2 separate regions of the Homo sapiens genome follow, and region 1 is linked to region 2. Evidence: read pairs that join two places in POLR2A ChIA-PET (ENCODE). Cell type or tissue: MCF 10A. All regions are shown on one strand. Each heading gives the region's core, and the rest is flanking DNA. Links, peaks and the distances in the headings are about the cores only. Region 1 overlaps UBL3 (ubiquitin like 3). Region 2 overlaps SLC7A1 (solute carrier family 7 member 1).

Evidence for each region. Peaks named below come from ENCODE experiments on the same cell type or tissue, not always from the same donor. Only the 100,000 strongest peaks of a DNase experiment are listed, where the experiment ranks them.
Region 1: POLR2A ChIA-PET joins it to region 2 with 5 read pairs; 2 of 35 experiments call an interaction of 5 or more read pairs at or near these places.

The regions. Positions count from the first base shown.
Region 1 is chr13:29,768,655-29,774,038 of GRCh38, forward strand. UBL3 (ubiquitin like 3) reads right to left here. Exons shown (of 5, transcript NM_007106.4): 3 at 3,458-3,544. Among named protein-coding and RNA genes, the nearest start is that of UBL3, 79 kb to the right of the region's middle. In MCF 10A, for the core only: a CTCF peak has its summit at 2,696; no DNase peak of the experiment used is centred there.
Region 2 is chr13:29,564,720-29,570,103 of GRCh38, forward strand. The region is part of intron 1 of SLC7A1 (solute carrier family 7 member 1); the gene reads right to left. Among named protein-coding and RNA genes, the nearest start is that of SLC7A1, 28 kb to the right of the region's middle. RefSeq lists an enhancer at 2,972-3,477. In MCF 10A, for the core only: a CTCF peak has its summit at 307; a DNase peak (open chromatin) is centred at 2,882.

The DNA of each region.
Region 1 (5,384 bases), core at 186-5,185, 200 kb after region 2:
AAGGTGAGTTCCAATCTCATTTAAAGTTGGCCAGCCATTATTTGGTCTACACTTTTAACCTCTGATGTTCAAATGAAGCACGATGGCCCATAAATACATAATGAAAAAAGGGAGGCTTTTAGAATAACTTCCTAGGCCTGACTTAAATCAAAATGTAAGTAAGACTTTATGTTATTAAAATTTTCACTAAATAGTTGGGAAAGCCTGATCAACATTTCAAACCTTGAACTGAACTTAAAATGTACACATACCAAGCTGTATATCATTCTCATACCCGTCTTCTTGACTCTAATAAGACAGACCTGGATTACAAATTTTCATCTCTGCTACTTCCAACTGTGTAACTCTCAGCAAGTTACTTACCCTCTAAGCTTCTGTTTCCTCAACTAAACTGGAGATACTAATTCCATTACCTGCCCTTTGTAGCTGTGTCCATTAAATCAAACAATCCAAGCAAAGTGCTTTGCACAGAACTTGGTACAAAGAAAGCATTCAGTATATACTACCATCATCATTTTGAGATAGCAAGGAAAATGAATCTGAGAAAAAAGGTAGGTAAACTGAGATATATATGTAAAAAATGTCAAGACAGGCCTGGAAAGCTCCTGAGAGGCTTACCATTTGAAGTTACAAATGTAATGCGTGGGAGCTATTATTTTTCTTCTCCATCTGAATTTTAACTAGAAATAGTAGGTATTGATGTTAATAACATTTAAAAATGTGAAAGAAGAGGAATACCAGAATCTAAAATGCGTTTTCTTCCTTTCACTGTGGATGCTTCTGCTCTCTCCTATGACACAGTACAATATCCAGAATAGAGGTTTTCAACCTTTAGCGTACATAAAAATCACCCAGGAATTCAATTCACTAGTAAAATTAGGAGATGGGGGTTGGGGAGAGAGGGCATGCAGAAATCTGCATTTTAAAATAAGTATCCTAGATGAGTCTCATGCCCACTATTTCAGAGCCACATTTTTGGAAATGCTAATCTGGGCCATACTGAATGCCAAAGCTTTAGCTGATCATCTTCTTCACCCTCCGATTAACAAGGCTGCTGTCACACCTTTCCTTTAATGAAATGAAACTCTATATGGCTATAAAGGTTCTATTTTAAAAAGGGGGGATTCAGGGCTATGTTTTAAGACATTTGATAACCAAACATTTCAACCTGAAACTTAAGCAGAAAATTTCAAGAATGGCAGAGAATGCCCAGGCTTCCTACTTTGTCTGCATAATGGCTGAATTCCACCCATGGCTGTATACCCACTACTTCGTGGTCATCCACTGCTTGACCACTACCTATAACAAGATCTCACTAACTTTCCCTGGCAGTCTATTCTTTCTTTAGGTAGCTCAACATGTTCACATATTCTTTCCTATATTGAAGAGAAAACTGTCTTTGATTTTCAGTTACTGATCCTAAGTCTAATTCACAGGGCTATACAGAGCAAGTTCTAGGGCCACACAAAGCCTTCTTCCACACAGGCCACTCAAATATTTAAAGATGGTTGTATTTCCCTGTGTGCTATCTTCTTTATTATTCACATTGAAGAACACAGGGAGGCTAAAAAGAAAAACTGAGACCCAAAAGACAAATAGTTGAATGTTGTTATCCAAACTTGCTCAAACATCCAGCTACAATTATTAACGCGGAGGTCCAGGCCATGCTTCTACACTAGAGATAGTTTATTGTTTTTGAAAAGAAGGACAGCAACACAGAATTACAATAATAATTACATAAGTCAATCTGTTCATTATTCTAAAACAGATTTCAAAAAAATACTGGTAAAAAATTATACTTTAGTGGGAATAAATCAATAGTTTTGATTTTAACACAAATTCTATGAGCTTTAATATGAAGTTCAAACTCTGAGGTCACAACAGAAAAGATAATTAAGGAATGGAGTTGGTGGGAAATTGCTCACATAGATCAATACTCAAAAGGGAAATGGAGCATTTCAAGGTTCACTCATATAATCGATAGATTAAATTCAACCAACATTTACCAATTTTTAATTCACATAAGATCTTGTATGAGCCATGGAGAATTTTAAAAAGACTAGAACATGGTCCCATCCTTAATGAATGTACAATATAGCCAGGGAGCTAACAGTCAATTCTTACATGAAGAGCATTAAGAGTTGGTCCATCTATTTATACAAAAGCTATAAAAAAAAAGCTACAAATCAAAAAAGCTCCATTTTAAAGTGCCAGATATCTCTTAGTAGATAGCAGCATTTTTTAGACCAGTTATAATACTACCAGTGAAACTCAGTGTGAGATTACAGCCTGAAATGTTTTACTCACTTGACATTGTCATAAAATCATTTGCATTCATCTACTTTAGCCCTTATTGCCCAGGATTTTTACCAGTGCATTTTATCTGTTTGTCCTATGTAATACTAGAGCAACCTGAAGGGAGAGCTTCTGTCTTATTCAATCCTGTATTCCCAAGTGCTTAGCACAGTGTTGGCCCATAAGAATTTAATAAATACATGCTGAATGAATGAATGCAAATATTCTACCTTTAAGGAAAAATAGATTAAATATTAGGTTTAGAGGAAAAACTCAGACTATATTCAGTGAAATATATATTTAGATAGACCATTTCATTTGCCTATACGTTTCCAATTATCTGAATATATTTGAAATACCTATTTTCAAAACTACCATCAAATCCTGTTGATGGTAGAAAATATACCCCATAAGGGGGCAATATTGAGCTACATTTCTCCAATCATATATAAAGAACAATAATAGCTAACAATTAAGGTGTTTACTATGTGCCAAGCACCATTTATGCACGTAAGCACTTTGAATATATAAAGTAATTTACCCTTCTTAACCTATGAGGTAGGCACTACTGTAATTCCATTTTACTGATGAGGAAACTGGAACACAGGTTGGTTAAGTCACTTGCCCAAGGTTTACACAGCCAGTAAGTAGTGCAGCTAACATATAACTTAAATAGTCTAGTTCCAAAATCTGTTCTTTCAACTATTATGCTAAAATGCTGCTCTAATGTCAGCCACCTACTTTATTCTCACATGATTAGCAACTGTATCAGGTAGAAACATCTGAAAACATCCCTTCATATATTTGAAAACTATCATAAATTTTTCCTAGTTTGTGTGTCCAGTCTTAAGTTTAAAATACTACATCTGAATTATATATTATTTGGAAATATAATAACGTTACATTTAAAAAATAGTAGGTATAGAATCCTACCTATACTGGGATAGAGTTTATTTCACAAGGTAGTAAATACTTACTACAGTCCTAAAACTAAATTTAACAGAATATACAATGTGAAGGAGTAGGCATACCAGAAATAGGCAGAATTCATAGTTTGAATTTATCATTTTTTTTAGCAAATTCAAAGACATTAACATTTAAAACAAGCGAATCATGCTACCATGAGACAGACATTAAATCCCATTACAAAGGTGGCTGTTACCTCCTAATGTGACATTTCCATGTAGAAATCGTCCTTGATAAATAAGTCGTAGAATATTTGGACTGCTGACCTGCTCTTCTTCCCAGTCTGAAAAGAATCCAGTGTACTGGTTAGGTATATTCCAACATATAATTAAGGTACTACTATATTGTTTTAAAAATTCAGATCCAAATCAGTTAGAGTACAAAGAAGGCCCTTGGAGCTTCCTACTACTATTAGAAACAGTCACTATTCATACATTTACCGCAACCTTGGTTATTACTTATTCTTTTAAGTAGCAAGAGCTGCAAAAAGACTCGTTTTGCTTCTTAAAGAATACTAAAATGTACCAAATTGTAGTCCCCAAGTTTAAAGTTAATACAAATGAGTTGGGAAAGACCTACTGAGTAAAAAGAAATATCATTTTAAAATTAATTTCAATTACCAGTAATTAACACATAGTATTATAATGCTCCAATATTTGTACCTGTTAAAATGTACATTTAAGGCTAGAAAACAGCAGGCTTAACAAAGATCTAAAAAACAGTTAATATATTGATATTGAGAATAACAAAAAAACTGTTTACTTTTGGATAATGTTGATATATTATCTTATTGTCTATCTGAAGTCAGTTAGTAAACATTAGAGAAGATACAACTTTAGTTCACCTCACCCAAAATGAAGACTTGGAAGAAACCAAAAAAATTATATATATTTGGAGGTACTGTACAAACATGAAAGCTAGAAAAGTGTACACACAAAGAAAATAAGACAAACTGGTAGGCAGAATGGGTAACAGAATATTTAACTTCAGCCTATAATTTATATTATTGTAAAAGATGGAAACCACTCCATTAAAATAAAGGTTTAAGGACACTAGTGTTATGATAGGGTAAAGGTTTAGTAATTTTCATGAGCTTGCAGATGTAACAATTTAAGCTTTGAGTTTAGTAATGATCTGAGAATTCCTTTGTCTTTTTTGTCAACAATTCTAATGTGTTTGTTTCCTATAGAAAGAGATAATGGTTAACACAAAAAAATAGTTTAAAGTATTCTGAAAGAGTGACAGAAGATAAAGGAAGTAACTAGAGACTTTTCTTTTGCCCTTTTTTTGACTATTCAAAATGATGAATGTGAATTTGATAAAACCACTGCCTATAGGTAACTTAGGCACAGCAGAAATGAGCAGAGGAGAAATGAATCCGTCATTTCCTGCCCCCGCTCCATGCCTTTAGTCTCTTCCCTCTTCTGTCTCCTGTAAGGCTTTGTTGCCTTCTGATCCCATTGTTCCCAGGTCCCTCCTATTCTAGAAGAAAGATCAAATAAGTCTCTAACACTATAGTATGAATTGCTTTGAATTCATCAATTCCAAAATTATTGTTTAATAGAATATTTCTGGTCAAGATGGAAGTGCTCCATAGATACAAAGGTAAATGACAGTAATTGTTTAATTCACAGGAAACAAAGACTGATATTCTAAAAATACTTGAATTTTTTTTTTGAGATGCAGAAACCTGAAGCCCCATGTTTCATTATCTTATACAGAGTGTCATGATTTCCACGTACTTCACTGGTGTAATATGCTATCTCCCTTCCCCTCTCCAGGGATCTAAAATTTAGAGAAATCTTAGAATATAGCTTAAATGAAGAATTTCAGGTGTTATTAACATATCCTAAGTATAACAAGATTTTTTTGAACCTTTGACCCAATAATAGCTATGTGTCTGACTATTCCACCTGTTAGTAATATTTCCACTAAATAGCAGAAGGGTATGCTAAGGAAAACTAATTCCTTCAACAAGTATGTTGCACGAAGTATTTTCTGCTATTAATATTTGCCACACATTTGTTATTAACATCAATAAGTATTTAATTTGCTGATCTTTAGTACATTATGTGATACAATATAGACTTAGATTTTTAATTTAAGTATTTTATGTAAAATAA
Region 2 (5,384 bases), core at 118-5,117:
ATAAGCCTGGGCAAATTACTCTGAATCTCAATATCCTGCCTTCTCCAATGCAGAAAATACTGCTACATTCACAGAATTATTTAAGAAAATAAATAGAGATTACATATATAAATATATTAAGCACTTTTCAAAAGAAATACATTCTTAGATAATTTCTTTGAATAAATGACATGCTTCCAGAAATACTTTCCCTCCATTACATTCTGTTCTTCAACTGCACTGGCTTGTAGCTGGCATTCTGAAATTTCTCTGCCAAATAGCTAATAAACTACACAAAGAGATAAATGCAGCCAGGGGGAGCTGCTATTTAAAGAAATCCTCTAGTTTAAGTGAAGAATTGTTTGATGTGTGAATAATCAGCTCTTAATTAATGGTTTGTCAATATTTTTAAAGAATTATCTAATTAATGAGCTAACTGGGCAGACTGTGGCATCCATCCTGAATTAGGATATTGATGTTTCTGTCTGCCAGTGACTTAACCCAAAAGAGTATAAAATACAGACCTTTCCAGTGAGGAGGTGACTATGTTACTGAGAAGATAAGAGAGCTGCTCATGAAGATGCATGAGTACAATACAAACAATACAAATACAATACAGCAGGGTAATCTCAAGATGGCCAGCAGAGAGAGAAAGGAGGCCTGGGGAGTACTTCAGGGCAGGGCCAACAGACCCAGCAGGCGTTCCCAGAACAGGGCCTGGAGGAGCACAAAGGGTTCAAGGAGCACCAGGGCATTGGCCTCCCAAGAGGTGGGGAAGAGGGGGCCTGCTGTTGATGGTCTAGGCCCACCTTCTCCAGGACCTCTTATAGGTCTATGACGGTCTTCCTTAAACACACTTACACACTTTGGTCCACACTTGTACACTCTCCAGTGACTCAGTAAATCTGATCCACATACCTTTATACTCAGGATCCCTTTCTGCCATCTGCCAGGACACAGGTGGATCTCAGTCCACCACACACAAAAAGAAGCCTCTGTGCACCTACTTATGCCCTGGAGAAAAGCCCGGGAAAGACAGTGTCCCTCAAACATGCCCGGTGGGCTCCCCCAGGATGCAGACAGTAGCCCACCTTACCATTTCCCTGCTCCCAGTTCTCGGGCAGCCTCTTCAAGTTATCCCCATCCTGCTCCTCTTATCCAAAGCTTCCTAACGCAGCAGCATCTATACAGAGAAGGGATCCTGCGGTTCTGGGCCAAGGAACCATCACCCTGTCTAGACTCTCACACCTCTCAAAAGGCAGTGAGTTAGATCATTACTAACCCACCTCTTTGCTGAGTCAAAGCCAAAGTTATTTATCCTTTCTGGGGCCTAAGAGATGGTGTGGACTGTTTCGCCAAAACCCAAGAAAAGGATGGCAGCAGCGATGGTTGTACAACAATGTAAATGTAGTTAATGTGATTGAACTGCACACTTAAAAATGGCTAAGATGGTAATTTTTGTTCTGTGTATTGTCCCACAATTAAAAAATACTTACAATTCAAAACGGAAGAACAAAACAACTAAGAAGATTCCTCAAAAAGTGCACAGAGGTACAATACAGCAATTCCATTAAGGTCAATGCTCAAGATAAAGGAAAGCAAGTGTCCACATGAAAATGTACACCAATGTTCACAGTAGCATTATTCATAATAGGCAAAAAGCAGAAACAACCCAAACGTCCATCGACTGCTGAATGGATAAACGAAATGTGGTACATCCAGACAAAGGAATATTATTCAGCCATAAAAAGCAATGACATTCTGACATATGCTGCAACACGGATGAACCTTGAAAACACGATGCTAAGTGAAAGAAGCCAGACATAAAGGGTCACATTCCGTGTCATGCCACTTATATGAAATGTCCAGGATAGAGATAAAAAGGAAATAAGTGGTTGTGTACGGCTTGGCTACGGGTGGGGAATGACTGTTAATGGGTACGAGTTTCCTTTTAGGGGTGACGAAAATATTCCAGAATTAGGGCGATGGCTGCATAATCCTGTGAATTTGCTAAAAATCACTGAATTTATACTTTCAATAGGTGAGCTTTATACTATGTAAATCAGATTTATAAAACTATTTTTTGTAAAAAAAGTCAAGAGGAGCCCTATCCAAAGGGACCCCAGTATAGTTTTCCCACTAACCATGACAGGCAGATTTGAACTTGAACTTCTATTCAAGTTCGGTTGCTAAGGCAGCACTTTCTCCCACATACTTTAATTCTGCTTCAAGTCAAAACTCTACCACCCCACTCCCCTAGAAATCAATCATCATGGCTCCAGTTGCCGTTGGTAAGAGGCTCTCCACTCTACTTGCACAAGCTATTTATTACATGTAACCGTCATTCTGCTTTGAGAGTTTCACGAGGGTGAAATTAGCTCCTATTTGATAAACTCTCCCTACAACTGCCGCCTCATCTTCTGGTGTTCTGTTACATTGCAAATACAAGCTCCTGTTTTAATACGCAGCTTAAATATTTCATGGTGACAGGGCGCAGAATAATAAAAATGGGGCAGGTTGCAGCATTTTTTGGTTTAAATAATGCCATACACGTGGTTTTTAAGCTTTTAGGTCAAAACAGGGTGTGGGGGAAGGGAAGCCCTCTCACTCTGTGGATACCTATGGTCCAGGATCTCAAAAAGAATAGGGTGGCTTACATAGGTAAGCAGAAGAGTAAAAGCTCATCAGGCAGTCAAAATGGAACAGTCTGTTAGCCCAGCCCAGTATTTCCTAAGGCCATCAGGGCTCACTACCAGGGCAAAAAAGTCATCCGGGAGGATAGGAAAAGACATGCCCAACTCAGTGAGTGGGAGACAAATTTTGGGATGCTTCCCACACTGAATGTTCGGAATGCTCAAAGGGCTTGGCCGCAGCCTTTTCTCTGCCAAGGCACACCTGACAGGTAAGCTCCTGCCACACTCCTGGGTGTTTACAAGCTGCTGGGTACAACTCCCTGCAGGCGGGCATCCCTCCCACGGATGCAACCCGGACAGTGCGGCAGTTCTAAAGAAGCCCACAAAGACAAATAAGTCTCGGGTGTGGCCAGGAGCTCGGGAGAGCAGCACAGGCTCAGGCTCAAGGAGACTGACAGCCAGTAATTACCAAAGGGAATTAAGCAAGCTCTTGCAAGTCTTGGCCTCTTTTTTTTTTGGACTTAATTTGTTCTCCTGGGCCTAAATCACTAGCTGTGTTGCTGGAACGTGCATGCCCTTGAGGGTGAGGTGGCCCTAACTTCTAGGAGGGATTGACTCCAAAGAGCTCCCACCCAGGGGACAGCTCTTCACAGAGGGGCAGGGTGGGCAGGCACCCCACATGCCTGGCACCTGCCAGTCAGGACTCCATCGAAAAAATGGCTCTGCCCTCTTGTTTTCTCCTCTAAACTTACACAAAACTTCTCAAAGTGCTGAGAATATTTTCATCAATGTGAAATGCTCCCAACAGGCTACATCTAAAACGTGGGATAATCAAGGAATGTGGTGTTGGGGAGGAGTGAGCTGATCTAATCCACTCCAGACCACAGTCTACCCCGTACCTCTTCTGTGAGGTTCTGCTCTGTGTGGTATGGACACTGTCCCTTATAATATTTCTCCTTAAAGGAATCCATCTTTTAATAATTTAGGCAAATTTTTAAAAAACCACGACGATGTATTACTCTCATAAATGGAGCACCACCAAAATTACCTGGAATCAGGTCTTAAAACTCACATCCACCACTCAGCCTGCGAGAGCCAACTGTTTCCTGGAGGGCCCCGCGTAGCTACAACTATGGGTAGTGAACTCTTAAGGTGCTAGTCATCTATTTTTCCTAATACACATTAGAACTCACATACCATTAAAATAAAAACGCATGTGCATTCCCTAAAATCACCTTGCACACAGCAGTGCACAAAGCACACAGGGGAGTGACGATCTAGTCCAGGAGCTGACACACAATGGCGCTTCGCCCACTTTTGTATTGACCATGAATTATGAATGATTTTTATTTGTAAAAGATTGTGTTTTTAAAGAAGGGGAAGGAGAAAAAAGAGAAAGAAGAAAAAGGAGATGATGATCATGAGACTGAGACCTTGTGTGGCCGCAAAGCCTAAAATATGTGCTACCTGGCCCTGTAGACCACTTGCTTGATAAGCCCTGATCAAGTCCGTCCCTTTATTTTACCACAGGGCAACTCAAGTCCTAATACACCAAGTGACTCAGACGCGCCTGAACACAGGTCTCCAGGCTTCTAAGCAAGCGAAGGAAGATTACCCAACAAGCCACCAGCTTAAATTCATCAAAACGGGTCTCTGTCCAGTCACTTTGATTCCATTTTAAGAACGGACTCCTATCTAAAGCAAAGAAAAATGTGGGCTGCACAACTCATCTGACTTGTTTTTGTCCTCAGCTCAGCCGAGGGCACCTGGCTCTCTGCCCCATGTCTGAAATCGCATCCTGTTTGCCCCCAGAGCCACTCCCTGCCTTCCCCACTACGAGGCCCACCTGTATGCATCCCGAGCTCTCTGGGCACTGGCAGGGAGGAGTGAGGCGAAGGAGGACCCTCTCTGCGGGCTGTCTCATTGGAGATCGGCCCTTCACCAAGCCAGGTGCAGCCTCAAAACCATCCCTTCCCCTCAGGTTGAGGGTGTTAGAAGTGGTTAGGGCCCCCTCACTACTCCAGGCTGTGAACCCCCTGCCCTGCCTTTGTAAAAAGTCACTTTATTTAAACTCACCTCAAACTGCCCATCCTGAGAATGCACTCTGCTCCCTGCAGGGCCCCTGATGGCAACAGCCTTAGGGGCAGTGAGCTCTGGATGTCTGCAGCTACCAGGCCCACTGCAAGTGTGAGGGCTTGACCTCATGAGGCGGGGGCTGCAATAATCACATGATAGCCCTCCTCCTTCTAAATCGAGCTCCTAAGGACACCAGATTAATCACCACTAGCCCATTCTCAAGAGTACCCACAGTGAGTCTAGTGATAGGTTACAACAACACATTGCACTATCAAGACAGATTTTTAAAAAATTCTTCAATGTAATGCAATAACATCTGAGCAGCTGGTATGCAGCAGACACTGTGCTAGGTCTTTCACATACCTAGAAAAGCAACCATCAGTCCTCATTTCATAAATGAGAACACTGAACCTCAAAGAGTTTCAGCGGTGCTTATCAGAGCTCTAGGAGGCTGAGGCAGGAGTCGCCCCAAAGGCCCGCAGATCCACCTCCATGGCTGGCCAGGCTCCAACCAGCAAACAAAGCACACGGCTGCTGGCTAGCCTGGCCACAGACGTCCTGGTCACATTACACAAATTAAAAGAAAAACAGAACCAGAAACAAAAGTTTTCTAACATCATACAGAACTCCCTGAATGCCACATTCACATAATCACATTACCTGGGTGGGCCAGCAGGTGAAATTACCTAGCAGCTC